Regions from separate parts of the Homo sapiens genome. Here region 2 is linked to region 1. Evidence: chromatin contacts called from ENCODE Hi-C data. All regions are on one chromosome and are shown on one strand. Each heading gives the region's core, a stretch centred on a gene start or an enhancer-like site at or near the end of the contact. The rest is flanking DNA. Distances are from core to core; before and after follow the strand shown.

Evidence for each region. A loop is a pair of places that touch in the nucleus more often than their neighbours do. Pooled maps may share reads with other maps.
Region 2: a loop to region 1 is called in a map of PC-3, with 4 times the contacts of the local background. The contact joins two enhancer-like sites. A Hi-C loop is called at or near these places in 6 of 168 maps with a recorded cell type or tissue (PC-3, endothelial cell of umbilical vein, esophagus muscularis mucosa and 3 more) and 4 of 50 pooled maps.

Annotation. Positions count from the first base shown.
Region 1 is chr9:81,386,606-81,392,025 of GRCh38, reverse strand. No RefSeq gene overlaps it. Among named protein-coding and RNA genes, the nearest start is that of TLE1, 300 kb to the left of the region's middle. RefSeq lists an enhancer at 2,069-2,642. Within about 2 kb of position 2,370, at least 6 of the 41 ENCODE cell types and tissues checked have a DNase peak (open chromatin) inside an H3K27ac peak, as active enhancers do; they include PC-3, where a contact is called at or near this core.
Region 2 is chr9:81,488,885-81,494,304 of GRCh38, reverse strand. It overlaps the pseudogene LOC101060099. Among named protein-coding and RNA genes, the nearest start is that of TLE1, 200 kb to the left of the region's middle. Within about 2 kb of position 3,269, at least 2 of the 41 ENCODE cell types and tissues checked have a DNase peak (open chromatin) inside an H3K27ac peak, as active enhancers do; they include PC-3, where a contact is called at or near this core.

The DNA of each region.
Region 1 (5,420 bases), core at 1,121-3,620:
TCTCTCTTGGTTTGCAGAGGGTTCAAGCTGGCTCTTTAGTGGGCAATGTTGTAAGAATTTTAGAGGTTCCTTGCTGCCCTTTTCTTCTACAGCTGCCTTAGCCTGGGCTGATGCTACTTTATTGAGTGACCACTGAACAACCTGAAAAAGGTCTTATGTGGGGTTGCATTCCTGCATAGTCTACTTTTGGCCCACAAGATATACTACCACCCTGCTCTCCTTCCTTGCTGCAGTTGGTGCTGGGGCTGCAGGTAGATTCCATGCTGCAATGCACTTCTGGCTTTGCCACCCAAATAGTCAACTCATCCCTCACCTTTTAATTCTGTGGGCTGGAGTCAGAAACCTGCCCATATTCTGCTTAGACTTTCTCAGGTATGAGTCAGACAGCAGGTCTTTTCATCTCCCAGTAGCAAATCATTTCAAAGCTCTCTGGGTGAACATGTGCAGATTCCCTACGAGATGTATGGAGAGAGGGCAGCATTCCCTGCCCCTTTCCCTAAAGGACAGTGGTGTGGTGGGACCGGGCTGTAGCTTTGTATGTTTCTAGGGGCAGCATTCATGTTTCATTCTATGTATCTAACAGCCTTTGGAGCTCCAGAACACAGAACGCATAGAATACAACTGGAAAGGTGCCTCTGAGTTGTATAATGGGATTCCCCTTATGATGAGCATTCACTGTAGGGTGTAACTTTCTTCCAAAGATATCCTTCACTGATCCTCTCTGACTACTATCTCTTCCTCTTTATCTTTTCTAAGTGGGTGGCTGGCTTCAAGACTGGTGGAACAGGTTCTCCTGTATTGCCATTGTAAGTTCTGCTCATGGGAGGTTGTGTCTCCTACTAGCTTTGTTATCTTATCATATGAACCCCTTATTGACAAGTGTGATATGAAGGGCTCTGTTCTAAAATTCTGCCACACTTGTCTAACTGTCTGCGCATCTAGCTCAGGGGCCAGCTCCCTGCAGCACTCATGCCAAAGAAGGCACCGAGGGAGTGGATTTTTCTGAAAAAGCACCTGGACTGGATGTCCCAGCCGTGCTGGCCTCTCTCTCCAATGCTGGTCAATAGACTCTTCCACAAGCAAGGAGGGGTCAGAATCTTGTCATTTGTGGCACATCTCCAGAAGGCTTTGTGTTCCTGTCTCAGGCTGCAGGGGATTTTTTTTTACTGGCTATCTGTCCTCACTTAACAGTTATTTTGATTTCTGAGGTGTTCCTATTCTCTGGGTTTGTGCTGCTGCTGCTGCTGGTGTGTGTGTGTGTGTGTGTGTGTGTGTGTGTGTGTGTGTGTGTGTGTGTGTCTGGCTCTTTTTCTGTCTGTGTTTTCCCTCTGTTGAATGCTTGGATCTCAGTGATGTATTGTTCAGGAAAATCAGTCTGGCTGAGAAGCACAATCACTCTCTCCCACTTTTGCTCACTTCCTGCCTACACTTCCTTCCACTCAGGGTCTGCTTAAACTGTGCCAGGCCTAGGCTTCAGGACATGAGCTTTTGGCAAAATCTGCTGCTAGAGAACATGGGTTCAGATGGTGAGGCAGCTCTTTGCCACAGCTGCCCTCTTATGTGGGTCACCTATATTGTCAGAAACACAACGGCATCTTGTTCACAAGGCTGAATTGAAGACAGCCATTCTAAGTGATTGAGTGAGTATCAGCCTCACAGATTTTGGGTGAGTGTCTGCTTTAACCAGCCAAAAGTTTCTGTCTAGAGGAACATACCTAGTCCACTTGCCTGAAGGGCATCTGAACGCTTTTCTTTTCTTATCTGAGTCCTAAACTCTTATCTAGGTCTCCCAGTTAGATTGATAGTACTGGCCATTCTCTCTTTCTAGTCTCTATGAGAACAGGTCCAGAACCATACATTCACACTATGGTATAAATGATTGAGGGCTTAAGGTGATAGCCATACCAGGGTATTCAAAATCTTCAGTAACATGGTTTTACAATTTCTGACATCAGTCCATTGTGATAGGGGAGAACTGGAGGGAGTGTGTGTCTGTAAATGTGTGTGCATATGCATGTGTTTGTGTTTGTGAGCTCTAGCCGAGAATTACCACCTATTATTGTGCAAGTCAAGCTTTTGTTGCCTTCCCCTCTTCCCTCTAGGGCTGGTGAGTAGGTCATTGCCTTGGTGTAAATTGAAGATCCTCCCAAAGCCCGAGCAACCATGATGTCTACTCTGAGGCCTGCCAAATGCCTGTGATTTCTTCCACGAAAATTAGTCATTTGGGTCATGAGGTAAAGAAATCCTCAAATTCCAAAGCTACGTAGTCATCCACCAGTCCTCATTGTCTAGTTATGTTTTCATTCTGTAACTATCTATTAAGTACATGCTGGGTCCTTGCCATGCTGGAGGCTACGGGACACAGAAGGGCCAGACAGAGCGTAACAATCCAGTCTAGTGAGTGGATGAGGAAGTGTATAATGTTCTGATGTGGATGGGATCATTGGTAGCAAAGGGCATTGTTCCAGACAATGGGAATGGGTGGGTAAGAGGAGATTGCTGGGAGCTGAATCTTGCTAAGAGTGACAGGAAGAATATACAGAAGAATGGAGAACTACAGACCATCTCAGCTTCCTTTACAGTTCTGTCCAGGTCTTCCCTTGTATGTCTGCCTTCTAGCCTCCCCTGTGCCTTCCATCTCTCCCCCTTTTCTCTATCTCTTCTTGGCATGACTGCTTCTCTTCCTCTCTCAGCCTGTTCCTTTAAACTCTCTTCCCCGTTGTGCTCCTGATCTCTAAACTTGCTGTTTCTAGGAGGATAAAAGGGAATGGAGCTGTAATGGGACATGTCTTTCATTTTCTCCATATGTCCTGACTTTGAAAGAAGAGAAGGAAATTTGACCTTAGATGGTAGGGTTTTTTGTTTGTTTGTTTTTCCTTTCAAGTGGTTCCAAAGTTTATTGAGGAGAGTGATCATGCACTGTGGTTGAAAATAAGTAGGTGCAGAAGGTTGGTGATGGAGGTGGAGTTTATAGCCTACCTTTCCCCAGGCTGGTTCTCCAGCAAAGAATCCTTAAAGAGCATCCCAAGGCCAAAGACAGGCAATTCACACGGTGAGGTTACAGTGAACATAATGTTTAAGTTGAAGTTTCAGGAGGGAAAAGTGAAAATTGCTTCACCTGCTTAAGGCTCTTGTCCTGTTACTGTACCTTTTGCATTTCAAACTGGCCTGCAAATGAATTCCCTACACTGTCACTTGTCTTCAGCTGGAGTGTGAGAGAGGCAATGTGTAGCTTGTGGTTGCCTAAATTAATCTCCATACTCATTTTGGATGAGAAAGAACACTAGGGATTGCTTCACTTTTGGGAAACAGGCACATCTTGGCTAGCATTCTCTAGCATAGGGCCCCAGAAAAACAGCTTCTAAACTAATGTCCACTGATGAAATGAGAGACTGGGCCACTTTATTTGATAAGCCATTCTTATTGTGAGCACGACAAAATATTTCCAAGCAAAGGAAAATTAAAAATGGGGAAAACAAACACAAAATGAAACATTATACAAAGCAATATAATGTCCATGTTAATTGTCCTTCACATGGAGATCTCAAACCTTTGTACCATTTTCTTAAAAAGGAGAGGAGGTCTTGATAAATGAAACAAAATTGGCGTACGCAAGTGCTTCGGTAAATACTATGCTCAGAAAAGGCACAAACTCTCAATGCATCATAAGGCTGTAGGGAATAGTCCAATAAAAGGAAAAAAAACCTGCTCAATGAAAACACTTTACAAGTGAATATATATTCACTCTAAAAGAGAGATTTTAAACAAACTTCAACAGAGACACCATTCAGGTGATAACAAGTGGTAGCAATGGTTATATGCATCTCTTCTTGCTCCCCAAAGTGAGCCAGAATTGGAGATGATAGTGCAATGCATGAAAAATTATATGCACTTTATTCTCATTACAATCAGTGTTTCTTATTCTGTAAACACATGGGCCTCTGATGTTCCCATCCAGGTGATTCATTTGAAGATTCATTCTCTCTCACTTCAAACATTTGGTCGCTCCATGAGAAGAATCACCATCGCCCTGCTCAACCCATTTAGCACCTCTAGAAGTCACTATACGGACTTAGTGATTAATGATAATTGATTTTTTCTCGCCAGCCTAATCGTCACACTTGACTGGGGCTGATGTACACCCAGCTGTGCTTAATTAGCCCAGAGGACTTAGAAACCATATTTTAAAGACAGGCTTGTAATGGAAGAAGCCTTCTCAACGATGCAGCCTGCTGTGGTGAACCCAGACATGTGGCACACGCTGTTTTTCATTAGGTCCAAGGAGCATGTCTGGGAAATGGATGTTGTATAAAACAGACATGTGTTGTCACATTAGACTTGGGAAAACTATTGTCTTCTAGAACATAGGTTATAAAACGTGACAGCTCTATATGAATTTCTTTCTCTGTGGCATGTTCTTGACTAATTACTTGTTTCAATATAGAAGGTAGGTGTGTTATATGACATCATTCTATATAGTATGTTTGCTTTTCTATTTTTGGTGAATTTAATCTTTCTAGCATCCATCTTAAAATGTGGACTTTTTATTATCCTTGAAAATGTTCCATATCTATAAGGATGTTTTCTTTTTTTCAGGATCCAAAATGAAGAACCAACCTTCCTTCCTTCCTTCCTTGCTCTCTCCCTCCTTCCCTCCCTTTCTTTCCCTCCCTGCCTCCCTCCCTGCATTCCTTCCTCTCTCTGTCCATCCCTTCTTCCATTAGACATATCTTCTTTATAGAAAATATAAGGAAATAATAAGAAAATTATTTCTGAACTCAGCCCATTCCCTATCAGCTGAGAGGCTTAATACTGACTTCTGTTGCATGAGTGTGTACCTGCTAGGCATAGTCCCTAAACCGTGACTTATTTCACACTCACAACAGAAAGTCATCCAAAAGTCATCATAGCTTCAGTTTTAGGTAGCATCTGGCTTGAGTCAAATTGGAACCAATGACATAGGAAAGCCATGACTTTTATTAGTACTTCTCTTAACCCAGAAGGCCTCAAGGAACTTTATAGGATAAGATGCTCAATGAGTTTTCAAGGAGTGTTTACAGATATACTTGTGGATATCTCTGGAAATGGTGGAAATATTCATATGGGGAAGTCATAAAGAGACAAAGAAAAAACTTTGTTGCAAGGTTTGGTGCCATGCTATTTAGCTGTTGACTAGGGAAATGTTTGATAAAGTTGGAGCAAAGAGAAGACTAGGCAGAGCATGGAGAGTGGGATTAGCAAGTGAGTTGAGTTTTAGAAGCCTAGAAGCCTTGAAACTGATCCTCAGAGAGGTGCCTATTTTCAGTGTGAAAGGCATTATCTTGGTGCCAAAAGGAGCATTGTATTTACATAGAATGCATTGTTTAGAACTCTTTGGCCTGCCAGTGACCAAAACTCAATTTAAACATTTCAAGCTAAAA
Region 2 (5,420 bases), core at 2,020-4,519, 100 kb before region 1:
CTGGGGAAAAGACCTGCCCCCTATCCCCTCAGGAAACCGTGACTGTCAGTTAAAATGTGGGCCCCAAATGTATGAACAGAGTTGGGCCATCCCAGTCATTTTCAGTTCTCTGTACTACTCTGTTTGAGGCCACAGACATTGTAGAGCAGAGATAATCTTTCCCTGCTGTGCACTGCCCTAATTCTAGACTCTGCAAAACCATGACTATGGTAAGATGGTTGTTTTAAATTACTGAGTTTTGAGGTGGTTTGTTATGCAGCAATAAGTAACTTAAACAGTATTTCATTAAGCAATTTTGCCTGATGACAGAGGAAGGAGCGGAGTCTGGATTCAAACCCACATTTGCCTGATTACAGAGCTGGCCACTCTCTGCTACTTTGTGTGGTCCCTTCTTCTGGAACTTTTAGATTGGTGTTTCATTTTCTACTAGGTCTCCCACTAAATTTCCCTTAGCTTAAATCCTGGACAAATAGAAGGGATAAAAAGATTTGTTGTCCTTCATCATAACAATAAAAAGTTAAATTATAGGTGAAGAAGTTCTGAAGATAATGTTGTGACAGCCTATTTTTAATTCTTTTTCCTAGATCTTGTTAGGAAAATAGGAGGGTCCAGAAGACCATGCTAGCCAGAACTTCATCCCTGCCTACTCCTACTTTTCAATTGTTAAAATGAGACTATTTTCCCTACTTCTTGATTTTTTTTTTATGTTTTAAAATAAAGCATGATGAAGGTAATTCTGCCAGAGGAAGGAGGCAAAAGAGGATTTGTGGAAAACAAATGCATTACCCCCTATTCCAAATTACCATGAAGTAGGAACACGTGGAGTCATTTTGTGGGATCTTTGGGAAATGGCAGGAATTCAGCTTACAGGATAAATAGGGGCTGTTCCTTTAGAAGACGTTCTGTGTTTCTGTGGTAGCAAATATACCATGTGATGATAGCCCTGTGAATAGCTGTGTTTATCAAATTCCAAAGCAAATACTCAAGTGAAACTCCACATGAAAGGCCAAACCACAAGCTGGAGGTTCCCCATGGCACTGCCAAATTTGCAAAAATGTCTGTGGTTTGTGTATGTGTGTATGTTTGAATTACACATCCATTATACATGCATCTATTTCTAGTAACTGCTGCATACAACCAGAAGAAAGGCTTATCTCTTACCTAATGCTCTAATATCTGTTTATTATCTCATTTCTCTTACCTAATGCTGAGTAGGCAATGATGGGTAGACCTCATGAAAGTTTTGTTATAGAGACAACTTCCCTATCCATAGAGGTATTGTATTATCTAACTTCTAACTCTGGCAATATCTGGCAAGAAAGACATAAATATTGAGTTGCAGGGAAATGTTTAGTGTGTAAGGAGTAACTAGCTGATGTGTACATAGGTGTTGTAGATTAGATCATTGTTTGGCAAATATTTACTTTCTTTATCCCCACTACCTCCATGAGAGGAGTATATTTCCCCACTCTACTAATGTGGACTTGGCATTGTGATTTGCTTTGGTTAATGGAATACATAGGAAGTGACAGTGTGTGAGTTCTGATTCCAGGCCTTAAGATGCTTTGCATGTGTCCACATGAACTTCTGGAAGCCTTCAACTTCTTCTCTTGATACCAGCAGCTGTCTCTCTAGCAAAGGGCCCAGAATGACCACTGTGGAATAGAGTTATTTCAGCTGACTTGCAGCCTAAGGAAGAGTGTATTAGTCTTTTCTCACACTGCTATAAAGAAATACCTGAGACTGGGTAATTTATAAAGAAAAGAGGTTTTATTGGGTCATGGTTCCATAGGCTGTACAGGAGGCATGGCTGGGGAGTCCTCAGGAAACTTACAATCATGGCAGAAGATGAAGGGGAGGCAGGCACATCTTCACATGGCCAGGGCAGAAGAGAGAGAGAGGTGGGAGGTGCTACATACTTTTTTTTTTTTTTTGAGATGGAGCCTTGCTATGTTGCCCAGGCTGGAGTGCAGTGGTGCAATCTCAGCTCACTACAACCTCCGCTTCCCGGGTTCAAGCGATTCTCCTGCCTCAGCCTCCCAAGTAGCTGGGACTACAGGCGTGTGCCACCACACCCAGCTAATTTTTTGTATTTTTAGTAGAGACGGGGTTTCACCGTGTTCGCTAGGATGGTCTGGATCTCCTGACCTTGTGATTCACCCGCCTCGGCCTCTCAAAGTGCTGGGATTACAGGCATGAGCCACCGGGCCCAGCCTGTACACTTTTAAGCAACCAGATCTTATGAGAACTCTATAATGAGAACAGCACTAGGAGGATGGTGCTAAACTATTAGAAACTGATCTAATTGCCTCACACCAGGCCCCACCTCTAACATTGGGGATTACAATTGAACATGAGATTTGGATGGGGACACAGATCCAAACCATATCACAGAGCCTTATGGTGTAGTCACTGAGTTCTAGGTTGGCTAGTTACTCAGCATTATTGTGACAGTTGCTGATTGATATAATAAGTGTGTTTCAACTTATGTGCAAATTTCTTTTTCCCTGAGCTTGTTCTTATACATTAAGTTTGCTTTTATGGTTTCAAGTTGGATGAAACAGTAATAAAAAAAAAAACCCAAAATATGAAAATCAAACCTTTGGTTTATTCAGAGTAGAGTTTGTGATGAGAAAGGATGGCTGTCAGCTGAGGACAGGATAGAGGACTGTGTGTAAGGTTATAGAATAGCTATAAACTAGACAACTGGACAACTGGGCATGCATCACAAGGGAGATGGGGCAGTTTTTTCATTGCTAGGGATTGCATCAGTTATGTGAATTAGGTAAGTGGCCTGATTGGGCATATGCAGTTGAGGAAGAGCCCTATAATGGTTCCTGGCAAAAGGGGAAGGTGAGAGTATGGATTTGCTGCTGCCATGTGAAATTGATGGTCTACTGTTCTAAAATATCTTGTGGGAAGGAAGAGAGCTTAATTTCCTTTAGAGGTGGTTGGATTCACCTGCTTCATGAGGCACTATATGGCTGACTCACTCTCCAAGCTTTAACCAACAGAATGACATATTTTCTGTGATGCCAACATTTTCCCTGGACCACAAGAGACCAGCAGAGGAAGAGTGGTCTGGGCGGACAGTCAACTCTGACCACATAACAACTCTGCCTTTTTTCTTCAGATTGTATATTCTGGAGGGACACTGGCAAACATCTTTGCCTTTTAGTGTGGACACATCAGCATCTTAGGAAACACATCCAGAATTCAGTCACAGACAAGAAATCCCTCTTCACAGCCCTTTTGGCTGCTGCCAGTCTCCTCGCTTTAGCTGAGTACCAATGATAGACTGCCAAGCAAGTACTGTAGTACTTCTTTGTGAGGTTGAACTAAAATGTGAAAAAAAAAAAATCAACCAATGTTTATGGAATGACTCACATGTCCTGGGTTAGTTGTTTTAAGTGGCTTACTTCATTTGCTCCTCATACAATAACACTGTGAGGTAAGTATTATTGTAACCATTTTACAGATGAAGAAACTGAAACCCACAGTTAATCAACTTAACTTCCGGTCACACAGCGAATTGGCAGAACTGTCCTGTTGACCCAGGTCTTTTGGTTCTCAATCCAGTCTTCTTTCCATTATGCCTGGAACTTTCCTAAAATTTAATTTTTGGCTTAGGAGGTACAAATTTGGTAGAGAGATGGTGGTTGACTCTGTTAGATACAAATTGCGGGAATGTAAGGGAAGGCAGTTCAGACCGTCTCCTGCAGCGGAAACAAGACATCCTTGGAGCCCTTGTCAGGAGGATAGATTAAGAAAATGTTGGGGACTTTTCTGTCAGCCTCAAGCTTTCTTCAGAGCCTTGAACCTGTATTAGAATAGATATTTGCAGCAGGCAGAAAGAGGGCAGGAGTTTCCTCTGGCCTATAAGCCTTTTTCTACTACCTGGTTATGGCAGTGAGAAGACTCCTGATATCTGGACAATGGTGACTTCTGTTTGATGAGAACCCGTAATACTGCAGGAGCCAATCTAACTGTGAGTGTACATCTGTTTTCTGTTGGTACCTTTGTCAGTCTCGAAGCTGAGAAGGAGGAATGAGCAGAGTGAAAATCAGAACGGGCTTTTATTATCAACTCTGCTGTGTGATTGTTGCAACTTACTTAGCATTCTTCAACTTTGCCTTTCTGTATTGTGAGGAGATTAGATGATATCATTGCTTCTTTCTTCTTTGTAGCAGCAAAAATATTTTTTAAAAATAACATCTGATGTGGAATCTTAAGATGTAATATAGATTCAACTCTTCTGGATGAAGCGAGGATTGGATTAGGTGCCCGATATGGTCTGAATGTTTGTGTTTACCCAAAATTCCTGTGTTAAAACCTAATTACCAATGTGGTAGTAGGAGGTGGGGCCTTTGGGAGGTGATTAGGTCATGAGAGCATGTCATGCATGGGATTGTTGCCTTATAAAAGAGGGCTCAGAGAGATCCCTTGCTATCATGTCAAGACACAGCAAGAAGGTGCCATCTATGAACCAGAAAGTGGGCCCTCACCCAACAGCAAATCTATTGGTGCCTTGATCTTTGACTTCCCAACCTCCAGAACTATGAGAAATAAGTGTCTGTTGTTTATAAGCCACCCAATCTATGGTGTTTTGTTATGACAGTGTGAAGGGAATAAGACAGACCCAAACCGAGGGGCTGTCTGGAAGCCCTTGAGTCACGTATGAGAAACCCAGAGCTTTGTGGACGAGATTTAAAACTGCCATTCTGGATGATCTCTTGGGTCTTTTTCAAAATTAACAGCATGGGATTACAGAACATGGTGGTCTACGTCACCCTCTAACTGCCCTCCAGGTGTTCATTTCTTGGTTATTTCCAACTTCCAGCCTTGGGGAGGCATCCTTCATTATGTATTTACATTTTCTTTTAATTGTCAAATGAACTGGCTTGAGCTTCTACCTATAAGCTTCTCACCACCCTTTCCATCCATATCTGAGGATTCTTGAGGAGTGTCCATATCTCTCAGTCATATGTTGCTCCAGTTTTCTGCTTCTGCTAACCACACATTTCCTCTTTTGCAGTTGTCTCTTTCTTCTGCCTATATCAGCTCAACATAAACAGCAGCTGTCTTTGGTTCTTTTCCAAGAACCACTCACATATGGCTGCATGAGCCTTGCTTTTACTGAAGGTTGGCAATAGTGGAGGGTTGGGGGGTCACGGCACCTTATAGCACAGCAGATAATTCAAAATTGAATTTTAGCCATCCCTGTTTTACAGTCTCATAGCCATAGCTAGCACTGAAAATTTCTTTCTTTTTTTCAAGGTCATGCCCTCTGGGGCTTTATTCACCAGGGCCTTCTGAAACCCTCCATGACCCCACACAAGGCACAGCCTCAGCAGCCTGGAGCTCGGCCACTTGCAGCCCCTGGTGTGGTAGGGGGTGGGGGTGGGGTGGGGGTATGGAGT